Regions from separate parts of the Mus musculus genome. Here region 1 is linked to region 2. The links are chromatin contacts, found by Hi-C or POLR2A ChIA-PET in ENCODE. All regions are on one chromosome and are shown on one strand. Each heading gives the region's core, a stretch centred on a gene start or an enhancer-like site at or near the end of the contact. The rest is flanking DNA. Distances are from core to core; before and after follow the strand shown.

Region 1 (5,860 bases), core at 1,215-3,714, 33 kb before region 2:
AGGAACTGGCTGGGCGCGCCTTGGACAGCAAGACAAAGCCCTGCGAAGGCTCTGAGGTGGTAATGGTTGCGAATGTCCAAAGAGCAGCAAGAAGGCTTCAGGAAATCTATAGAAGCAGAATTGGACATTTAAAGGGACAGGAGCAGAGTATTGGCCTTTGAGTGGTGACGGTTACTCTGGCGTGCTTCAAGATCGCAGTCTGTGGGTGCAGGTACGTGGGCACATTTGGGTGGAGAGGTAGGGTAGGAATTTGTTAGTGTTCAGTTTGAGATAGGGTTTTTTTGTTAGAAACAGGGTCTCACTATGTAACCCTAGCTAGTCTCCGATTCACAGAAATCCACCTGCCTCAGCATCCCGAGTGCTGAGATTAAAGGTTTGTATTACCATGCCGAGCCTCAATGTTTTTGTCTGTCTGTCTTCTGTCTGTCTGCCTGTCTCTTTTTTGAGCTACCGTTAAACTATCTAAGTAGAGCCTTCAAGTTGAATGTTTGCTGTATGAACATGAAGCTCGGTGAAAGTCAGGGTCCAGGTGTAAGTTAGGCAATGCAGAGGCAATGGAATAACTAAGAAGTGCACAGGGAACGGAACCAAGAGTTCCTGGATTACCTCTCAGTCAGAAAGAAGTCCGATCTCTGTTTTAGCTCTTTGCTTTCTGCAATAAGGATGCAAATCCTAAATGTGTTTGGAGTAGCTCTGCATCTCCTATGTGATGAGAGAAAGTGCACTCCAGGACACATCCGTTTAGCATCCTATTTAGCAAAGTCCCCTACCCCAAGACTTCGGTGAGTTCTCTGCCATCTGGTCCCTGGCCAGAGAAGGACTTTTTTTTTTTTTTTTTTTTTTTTTTTTGTATGTGCGTCTCCATAGCAACGAGTGTGCAGTTGATATGGAAAGTAAGCAGTTGCCTTAGCAACAGAGATACTGATGTGGTGGCTCCCTTGCTTTCCTGGTAAGCTGACCAAACTAGTTCAAATGCATTATGAAGGGCTACACACACAGGCTGGCCCTGCTGGTGTAAAACTAGCCTAGCTTTAAGAGAGATCGCAGCCCTTCCCCCTTCCAGAGGAAGGGCGCTCAGTGGTAATAAATCAGACAAAAATAGTTGCTGTCAGTTGAAATAGATTATAAGAGGGTTTTCCTAGAGGAGTGGTTTTGTTTGGTTTGACAAAATGCTATAGTCAGAGAATATTTGGTTACAAGGAAAAGAAAGCCACCTCGGTTGGCTTAAGTAAAAGAACATCTATCTTAGGGATGTAATAAGCAGTCCAATAGGCCAGAGCCCAGGAGCAACACAGCTCACCTCAGGTCCGCTGTGCCTGGAACTGGTCCTGTCCTTCTGAGACCACGTGGACACTGAGCACTGCTCTTCTCTGGGTATCTGGTCTGGCTTCATGGTTTCTTCCACATGGCTCTCAATGTCTGCCAACTCCCCACCCGTGTCTTGCTGTACTGGAATGTGTGTATCTGTGTCTGTGATGAGAGTGATCTAGACCCAGTGTCCAGTAAGCAGGCGCCCACCCTCATCCTTGTGTGGCATGCTTGTCATCGTCATTCCAGATGAGTCAGGTGTTCAGCCCTGGGCAGAACAGGGACATGGCTGAGAATTTAGGATCGCTGTTGGGAAGGCTGTCTCTCTGGGGCTCTATAGAGTGAGCCCTAACCTTAAAATACCCTCGTAATGAAATATTTCTGTTTCCCATCCTCAGAAACCATTTTATTACTGAAAATAAAAACATCAGAAGCCTTGACATGGTGACACACGTCTGGTTGTCATCCTTAAATTCTAGAGGCACCAGTTTGGGTTACACAGTAGGACCTCATTTCCAAAGCAAGCAAGCAAACAGTCCAACACTCACTTTTGAGGAGTTAGTGCTGGGCTGTTGGAGGTGATGGATATCAGCACACTGGGCAACTTTAGGAGTGTCGCAGGAACCCCTTCTGCTTCTTTACAATGTAGTGATGGTTAGATCTAACAGTCAGTCTGACAGGACTGAGGCTCACCTGGAAACAGAGTCTTAGTGGGAGACTCTCTGGATCAGGTTTTCCCATGGGCATGTGTAGGAACTCTATTGATTATGCTTACCCACTATGGGTGGCACCATTCCCTAGGCTTAGAATTCCTTGGCTAGATAAAAGGGAGAGAGCTAGCTGAGCACTAAGCATTCTCTCAGTGCTCTTGACTGGATGTGACAAGATGCTTCAAGCTCCTGCCACTTGACTTCCCTGGGATGGTGAACTGTGACCTGGAATTGTGAAGTGACACCTATCGTTCTCCTAATTGCTTTTGTCAGTGGAGGGTATCAGAGCATACGGAAAGGAGTCTGTGTTGCATGCCTGCGAAGTTTTCACCTTTCTCTCACTCCCGTAGACCTGCAGTGGCTGCCCCACAACAACCCCAGCGTTCTTTGGTGTCTCCTCCTTCCTGCCAGCTGTCCTCAAATGGCCTATGGTCACGGGGTTGAGCGAACTCAAGGCCCCTGATGTAGGCAGGAATGAATGCCAGCTGTCTAACACACATTGTCCTGGTTTTCCAGATCGAGGGATTGAGCAATCCACCACCGTGTACCAGCCATGTCACCGTACTGTCTTTCAAAATGGGGAGAAATGTGATAGATTATTCCATCCCAGGGACTAGTGATACAAAAACTTCACAGAACTCCGGTAGTCAAGACTGGGTGAGAATTAAAACAGACCAGGAAGGCACTGGGTGATTGCCAAGGGGTTGGCCAGTGGCCAGAGTTACATGGGTTGAAGCTTTGGCGGCGCAAATGGCCCATCCTGGATAGCAGTGCCACTGGAGGGGCCTGAGGAGAAGAAAGGATTGCATTAGCAGCTGTCAGAAGGAGGGCGCTGCAGGCCACCAGCGATGGCTGTGACGCAGAGGTGGAAATGACACTGAGTGTGAAAATTGGGATCAGAACTTTCCACAGGGGTCTGCTGGGGCTCTGTGGAATGGTGAGAACCATTTGTATTCAGGGTCTTACGGCTTCACAACAACTGTAAATTAGATAGCACAGGCTTTTTACACGGTGGAATTAGAGGCTCAGAGAGCATCGGAGACTTGCTGAGAGTCTGGGCTACCTTCTGAGACTTTCTTCAGTATGGAGGCAGATGGTTCCTGTGGCTGGGAGAGACAAGGGGGTTTGGGAAAGGGGCCAAGGTATACCGCACCTTCTTGCATGCTGTGCTGAGGGGCTAGGACTCTGTCCTGAAAGCAGTTGGGCTGGGGACCTGGCTCAAAGCTTGTAGTGTCCTGAAGGCGGTAGGGAGCCAGTAGTTGTTCCTGAGTGCAGTCTCCATGTGCCTTAGCTTCCTGTGTCTACTATAGGAAGAATTTTTGTTGCCTAGAAATTCATGGAGAGAAAGACCATAGCTGATACTCAGTGCTATCCATAGGGTTCACTGACCTGGGCCAGATTCCATTCCTCCCCTCCCCTCCCCTCCCCTCCCCTCCCCTCCCCTCTCCCCTCCCCCACCTCCCTTCCTATCTGGACCCGCCCCCTTTTATCTCTCAGTAGAAAACACATAGACCTCCAAGGGATAATAATAAAATATAATGTAATAAGATAAAACAAGAACAAACACATTGGAATTGGACAAAGCAAGTGAACAGAAGGAAGAGGGCCCAAGAGAAGGCACAAGAAACACAGACCCACTCATTCACACATTGAGGAGTCTCACAAGAACACCAATCTGGAAACCATAATATATAGAGCAGGCTTTTCACACAGAGGAATTAGAGCCTCACCTCCTCTTCTACAGGGTTCCCTGAGCTTGGGAGGGGATTTGATGGAGATATCATGTTTTGGGCTGAGCGTATGGACCAGATTTCTATTTAAACAAGGAAAGGTCTTCAGATGCTGGGTTCTTATTTTAAATGCTTTCTTCTTATATTTACTTAATGGTTCTTGTTTTGATTGATGGTGGATTTGTCCTGTTGGTTTGAATCCTGCTGACCATTCTGTTATTTCATGACTTATGGAGCAATGGAATGAACCCCCTCTCAGCTCCATCCTCAGGGTTTGGTGGTTGGAGGTTCAGGGGTATAGGACTACAGGGGTAGTGACCCTCTTGTTCTTTGGGATTCAACCACAGATACTGAGGTCTTAATTGATGCAGGGTTTGTGCTGAGGGCATTGGAGGACACAAAGTATGTAAGCTGGGTTCTGGTGGGATGCTTTGGGTGGCTCTGGACACTCCTGTCTTCAGCCCCACACCTGGTGACTCAGTGAGCTCCTTTGCTTCTGCCCCTGAGTGACTCTCCATCTCCTCCTTCCTAGCACACTATCCTTCATCTCTTGCTTTTGAGTTACCTACCTACTCTTTCCTGTCTCCCCTGGTACTCATCACAGAGCCACCAGGCCAGGTCAGCACACAGCCCTTTTTGCTCTCTATTGCCTGGAGTGATGTGTCCTGCAGTATGTCTCAGATCGCCGGCTCTTAGAATAACAGATTTCATGAACTTAATAAGAACCTCTGAGCTGTTGTATGGGAGTTGGGCATATTCTCTCTCTCTCTCTCTCCCTCTCCCTCTCTCTCTCTCTCTCTCTCTCTCTCTCTCTCTCTCTCTCTCTCTCTGTGTGTGTGTGTGTGTGTGTGTGTGTGTAGAAGCCAGAGGTTGTCATCACTGTCCTTTTTAATCGCTGTCCTTGTGTTTTGAGACAAGGCCTTTGACTGAACCTAGAGCTTGCTGATTCGTCCTGACCCGAGAGCACCAGGGATCCCCTTGACTCTGCCTCCCCAGTGAAGGAGAGTCACCACATCTTGTTTTAACACTTGGGTCCTCATGCTTGTGTATGAAGCAGCTGCCCAGCCCAGGATATCTGCTTTTAAAGCTTCTCACATGGTTATGCAGAACTGTGTAGAGCAAGGGGAACTTCAGGGTTCTGAGTCCTGTCTTTCTATTTTAATTAGGTAAGATTTTAACGATGCCCAGTGAGCTGTACTGTACAGTGTAACTCAAGTAATGGATTACTGTAACCTATAGCGTTTCATTCTCAATTATGTGAGATAACTTTTATCAAATCTGATACATCCCTTTCTATTGCAAGAGGACTAAAAGGCACACGTAGCCACAAAACCACGTAGTTATAACGCCAGACTCCCATTCCTGTCTATCATACACGACTTTAGTGTTATAATACACCTGGCTGTCCAGCAGGTCACCCACTCAGGGCTTAGTCACGTGATCTCACTGTTGCTTCTTCCAGGGCCCCTCCCTTCTTTAAGGACTCTGTTTAACTAGGAAGGGCATGGCCTTGTGCTTGTTTTCCTTTGTATGTCTTTTCACGGAATTGTTTTTATAAGTGATTTATCACTTCTGCTCTGACCTCTGAGACACTCAGGCCTGGGTGCTTCTTTGTTTCATTAATTACACAGAATGTCCTGAAACATTAGTCTTTGCCTGTGAGTTGGCACTTAACTACTGGTGAGATGCACACAGGTCCTTCCTGTGACATGGGACCTGTTTGTTCCTTCTGGTATTAGGTAGAAAGTTCTAACCTTCCTTAGAAGGAATGGCAACTGTGACCCATGGAGGTGTGGGGTGTTGTTGTTGTTGTTTGTTTGTTTTTAAATTTTACCTAAGTATCTGTTTTGAAGTCTACGTTCATTAGTTTTGGTTTCTGGCTTATTTTTGAGGATTTCCTTCATCCGTAGAGATAAATTTGATAAGGTTCCTACCCAGAAACAGGATTTATAAGTAAGAAAGTACTGGCCTCATTCCTGAGTGGTGCCCTAAACTTCTTAGAACTCATTCATTTAGCCAGTGTGGACTTAAGGCATTAGCATAGGCTGTGTCAGGCATGGGGAAGGAAGATGAAGAGCATAGACCCTGTCTTGGGGAAAGTCCAGCCTAGTA
Region 2 (5,607 bases), core at 1,159-3,658:
TTTGTTTTGTTTTGTTTTGTTTTGTTTTGTTTTGTTTTTGAGACAGGGTTTCTCTGTGTAGCCCTGGCTGTCCCCGGAACTCACTCTGTAGACCAGGCTGGCCTCAAACTCAGAAATCCACCTGCCTCCTTGACAGCCATGTTGATGAAAACAAAGGCCCCTAGTTAGGCGCCTGCTGCTGGGGCCATCTCCTGGCAGAAGTGTTTCTATTGCATCTTGGCTATGGTCTTCCCTGCAGCTTAGGACATGCTGTGCACTGGTCTCCTGGCTCAGGGCTCAACTGAGAGCCTTGGATGAAGAAGGTCAGGCCAGCCCTCCCACCTGCAGCTTGGTGGGTGCTTTGATGGCTTCTTTTACTTCAGTGTGGTAACTCACTGTCTTCCCGGCTCTGCCCACACCTTACCTTTTTAAAGTACACCATGCATCATACTCCACAGGAAGAGATAGAGGGTGTAGAACCTGCTTTACTTGGAAAGTCTGGTCAAACCCTGCAAACTATGCCAGACTTAAAAACATGTACAGGAAAGGAAATAAATGACTTTGAGATCTTTGACTGCCCAGATCATTAAACCCTACAGATATATCTTCAGCATAGATGCTCTGGGACCAGGGACCAGGTGACCGGCATGGTTCTGGGTATGGCCTTTGACCATGAATGACTTTGTAGGACTGCCCTGACCCCAGAACACTGGGAATGGTTCATTCTAGGTGTCCTGCTGCTGTTACACAGGCTTGAGAACTATTTACGAGTGCTGTGAACACACAAGGCTTGTAAGAACACTACTTGGTGACGTGATAACTGAAATGCAGACTAGGAAAATTCTTCAAAGATTTTTTTTTTTTGGAATGGCTTAGATTTAGTGGTCCTTCCATGTGATCTCCTTGTAATTTGCTGCCTCTCTGTGTTAGTTTAAAGGTTTTCATGTTTGCTTTTCTCAATGTTGGAAGACACCACCAGGCTTTGTAGAGGAGAGTGAGGGAAATTACAAAGGAAGCATGGGTGGGGTGGGACTAGGTCATTTAGCTTCTTTTCGTTCCAAATCCGTAAATATTTACTGTTGACCTTCTCAAATGGTTTGGGTACACTGACCCAGTTGAAAGCAGGGCAGGCGAGAGCAGCTGTTCCCCACCCCCACCCACTGTTAAAGCTGATCTCAGACCAATTGCCTCCAGCCAGCCCAAAAGTGGCCTTCAGGGAAAGCTGCCCCCTTCCCCCCAGGGAACAGTTTTAGCCAATTTACACTTTTAAAGTGTGACCTCTTCTAAAGATTCCTAGAGACAAGAGCAGATTGCTGTGAACTGAAGGACACCCCCCCCCCATAAAAATAAAAAATACTTTGAATTCTGGCTTAGGTTTGCTATTGTTGCCAGGTCTTTTGTTTCTGAGGGGAAGGTAATTATAAATTCCATTCCAAGCATAAATGTTCTTTTGTGAGCAAGGGGGACGGGATACCAAAAACAATGAGTGGATTACGTTTCCATTTTTGTAAGATCGTGCCAAGATAATGTGGTTTAAAACAGCTGGGGTTTTTAGAGCAGAGATGGAGCTTCGAAAGGTCTTCTCAGCGCCCATGAACGTCAGCCAAGTTAGAGACTTCTGGACGAGTCTGAATATTCCTCCAGATTCATACTGAGAAATAAGGGATTTTGGGTTGGGGGTAGTTCAGATTTGACAGTCATGTTATTGCATCAACATAATCTGGTAGCTACATGTTCATCTGACCTCATCTACTCGGGGCAAAGAGGAGCAGAGAGCATTTAATGGTGTCCTGTTGTCAGCCTGAGAAATCATTAGCAAATGAACAGGAAACTTTGGAGAATAACTACAATATAGCCCTGTATTTGCCTACCACAAAATTCTCTGTACTGTATTAATATGTTTTCATTTTAATTTTTCTTTGCAGAGTATTGGGAAAGGGTCATTGTGGTGCATCGACCCAGAGTATAGACAAAATCTAATTCAGGCTCTGAAAAAGACACCTTACCACCCACCTCCTACTCCTCAGGCTTATCAAAGGTAAGTGACTCGCACTATCGGGGGTTTTTGTTTTCTTAAAGTCTCCTGGAATTTTGTTATTTTAGCAGAGACAGTCTCTAAAACTAATTTAGTAGGCCGTATGAATGTTTTAAAAATAACTACAGACTAATGGGAAAAAGAATTAAGTCTGATGAGGAGGCACATCCATTGGCTATGCATTTCCTGGGAAGCTTACCGCTTCTGTAGCTCCGACTGAGCGGGTGTGGCTCCGGAAGGGCTCCTGGTAGGTAAATAGCGTCTTCCTGGGTAGAATCGGTTACAGAGGAAAGTGGACAGCTTTTCTATCTCTGCGGGTCACGCTTTGTTGGAATAAGAGCGGTGAGGCACACAGGTGATTCCACCTTCCCATGGCCTGCCTCTAGAGATGTGGAAAGAAGGCAGGCTCGGTTGTTGTCATCCGGTTTCCATGTCGACAGGCTCCTGAGTGATGGGTTTGTTGTGGTTACTAAGTGTTTGTCTTGAGAACCATGGCCACTTTCCCTCCTCACGTGTCTGGCTGTCATGAGACTGAGGTCATGAGTGCATTTTTACAAATATACAATGGGAGGGGTGTTAGGTAGATTGTCACAGTTTAAAAAGCATGTCAGTGCTAAGTTAGAAGAAAGGGCCTTACAGAACAAAGAGCCGGATTTCAACCTGTGGATGGAGTCTTAGCTCTTCACGGTGCTTGTCATCAGGCCCACTAAGAAAGTTTGAAAATTACTTTATTTAAGTGTACAGCTGTTTCACTTTCATTTATGTCTGTGTAGCATTTGAATGCTTGGTGACTGTGGAGGCCAGAAGAGGGCATTGCATCCCCTGGAACTGGAATTACAGGCGATTTGAGCCACTGTGTCAGTGCTAGGAATTGAACCTGGATCCTCTGGAGGAGCAGCCGGTGCTCTTAGATCACTAAACCATCTTTCCAGTCCCCTACCAAGAAGTTCTAGAAGGCATGTAGCAGCATTTCCTTTGTTAACTGGTTAAGAGAAACTGCCAGTGGAGTAGACATTTATGTTAATTGGGAATGGCCCGGTGTCAGAAGGCTGGGGAATTTTACAGTCCACTTGCAGATTTTTCTGTTCTGATGTTTATTCTGCAGGAGGGCACACAGAGTGAGCCTTCCAACGTGGCATTAATGAAGTTCTTGTGCGTTCCATCACAGACCCTAGACAATCAGTCTCCGGCAAGAGACGGGAGAAGCAGCTGGGCTCTATGAGAAGACTGCTGTATGTCTGCCTTTGCTAGGCGATTAGCGTGATGGTAGCCATAGTAACTGGAGTGTCTCCATAGTAACGCGTAGCTGAGACAGGTGCACTTGCATCACAAGGCTGTTTGTTGCCTGGCAAAAGGACAGGCCATTAGTACTTAGACATAAGCTGTTGCCTTAGAAACAAATAACCCTACATAGCAACTACAGTTGGTTCGCAAGGGTATTTTTGGGGGGCTGGGGGAAGGAAGGTTGTAGCTGCTTTTGTCTGTGTTCATAAAAATCAGTGGAAGCATACTTTATTTGAAATGACAACTCGAGGTCATATAGCTGTAGGAGGAAGAGATGGGATTTTCCAGAGCAGCCTAGCCTACATTGTAGGAATGTCCAGAAGGGGAGAGCCATATGCCTGCCTCTCTTCTTGTGATGGTAGCCATTCCTGAAATAGAAGCTGGGATTGGGGTTAGAGAGTTGCTTTTTTATGGGGTTGGTGGGGAGCCTGGCACTAATTATTGCAATACTGTCGATATTCAGTTTCCAAGCCCACCCCACTAGTTTCTCTAGTTTCTCCCTTAGAAGTATGTCACACCCGTTTGCTTCTAGCAAGTTAAAAATGTAAGTGTTATTCACTGGGTCGTGTCATTGGTTCATTTAGGCCAGTGCCTTGTTGCCAAATGTGACCCCCAGGGAAACACTGCAATTATTTAATAATTTGAAGGATTATAATAGAACTCTGGGGGTAGCAAGTAGAATACACACAGGCCAGAGGTATTGTGAGCTGGCTGTAACCTAATGACTTCTCTAGAGTCTTAGCACGGGCATGAAAATGCAGATGAACTAGGGCTTTTACAGTAAATGATTTCCAGATGACCACTTCAGATCCAGTTCTGTCCCTTGCAGTTAACCAGCTCCTTCCATATCAAGGTGCTTAGATGTCAAGTCCATCAGATCACTAGTGAGGCGATTCCAGCCCACATCTTCATGATTTGAATCCAGAGAGCACGGTGCTCTCTCCATGCCTTGGAAAGGGTTTGCTTGAGAAGCCAGCCTATGGTGTGAGAGCTCACACCGAAACTGGTGAAGAATTTCTCTGTACCAGGCCACTTGGTGATGTAATTCCAGGAGGCCGGAAGTGGAACAGCCAGCCATAAACAGATACCAAAATGCTGAGTTAACCTGATCTGGCCAGGTCTACTGTGACTCAAGGGGTCCTTGTCAGCCCCATGTGGAGCCACTGTGAAGGGCACCTGGGTAGTGTTTGGCTTCCACAGAGCTGGTGTTTGGCATGTGAGAGAAGACAGTGATTATACAAGAAGGGCAGCTAATGCTGTCCCTTGCAGGTGTGCTTGGCAGCAGCCCTGGCCTAAGCTGCAGGTGGCTGGAAGCTCTGTGAGGAAATCCAGGAGTCTGAAAACACTGCCCCAAACCTTGTTCCCATCCAAACAGAATGCTAAACATTGCAGTCTGTTGGCTTGCGCCTGTTTTCCAAGATTTTGTTAGAATGTTCCCCTACACCTGTTTTCTCTCTCTTTTTTTTGTCCTAAATACTGTTTTTAACTAAAATTCGAAGAGCCAGGTGAGTTAGCCATTGTATTAATTTACATAGGCCACCCTGACAAAGTGCCACAGCTGAGTGAGTCAGACAGCATCAGGAATTGCCTCTCACCCCATGAGCCCAAGGTGTTAGCAGGGTTGGTTTCTTCTGGGAGCTGTGGGAGAGGATCTGGCCCAGCCTCTCCCCCGTTCTAGTGGCTTGCTGGTTATCTGTGATATTCCTTGGCTTATATTTCACAGGACTGTCTCTACCTCCGTCTTAGGAGGAGGCTAAGCCTACCTGACTAAAAACTCTCCTTATTCCAGGGTGACTTTAACTTCTCCAATGACACACACTTGAAATACAGTCACATTGTGACATACTAGGGACCTAGGACTTCGGGGGGGGGGGATTTTAGGAAGTTGTAATTCAACCCTTAGCATTCTGGGGAAGCAGAAAGTCCAGGTGTGTTGACCATGCGGAATGGTAGAGGAGTTTCAGGACACCGGAGTCAACCTGAAATTGCCCCAATGAGCTAAGGGATGTCACTGCATTATAAACAACATACAAACCGAGTGTCTGTGAGCAGGAGCTGATGGAGACAGTTGAGGTCCATTTCTCATACACACAATCCCACATAAGTGGTGGAAACAGTTCTTCCCTAAGAACTTCTTGGAAAGAGTGGACTGTCGAGGAGGGGTCCTAAAGGATCGTCTTAGTCAGGGTCTCTATTGCTGTGAGGAAACACTGTGACCAAAAAGTAAGTCGGGGAGGAAAAGGTTTATTCAGCTTACACTTCCCAATTATAGAAGGAAATCAGGACAGGAACTCAAAGAGGGCAGGAAC

Evidence for each region. A loop is a pair of places that touch in the nucleus more often than their neighbours do. ChIA-PET counts read pairs that join two places held with the same protein, here RNA polymerase II (POLR2A).
Region 1: a map of gastrocnemius shows a loop between it and region 2 (2.3-fold over the local background). The contact joins the enhancer-like site here to the promoter of 3300002A11Rik in region 2. A Hi-C loop is called at or near these places in 3 of 37 maps with a recorded cell type or tissue (gastrocnemius and heart). POLR2A ChIA-PET finds 5 or more read pairs at or near these places in 4 of 5 experiments (Patski and embryonic stem cell).

Annotation. Positions count from the first base shown.
Region 1 is chr12:99,371,121-99,376,980 of GRCm38, reverse strand. All of the region lies in intron 2 of Foxn3 (forkhead box N3), which reads left to right. Among named protein-coding and RNA genes, the nearest start is that of Gm51999, 18 kb to the left of the region's middle. Within about 2 kb of position 2,464, at least 2 of the 3 ENCODE cell types and tissues checked have a DNase peak (open chromatin) inside an H3K27ac peak, as active enhancers do; they include gastrocnemius, where a contact is called at or near this core.
Region 2 is chr12:99,337,832-99,343,438 of GRCm38, reverse strand. 3300002A11Rik (RIKEN cDNA 3300002A11 gene) reads right to left here and starts at 2,408. Exons shown (of 3, transcript NR_166805.1): 1 at 2,214-2,408. Foxn3 (forkhead box N3) reads left to right here. Exons shown (of 6, transcript NM_183186.2): 3 at 1,905-2,017. RefSeq lists an enhancer at 2,168-4,819.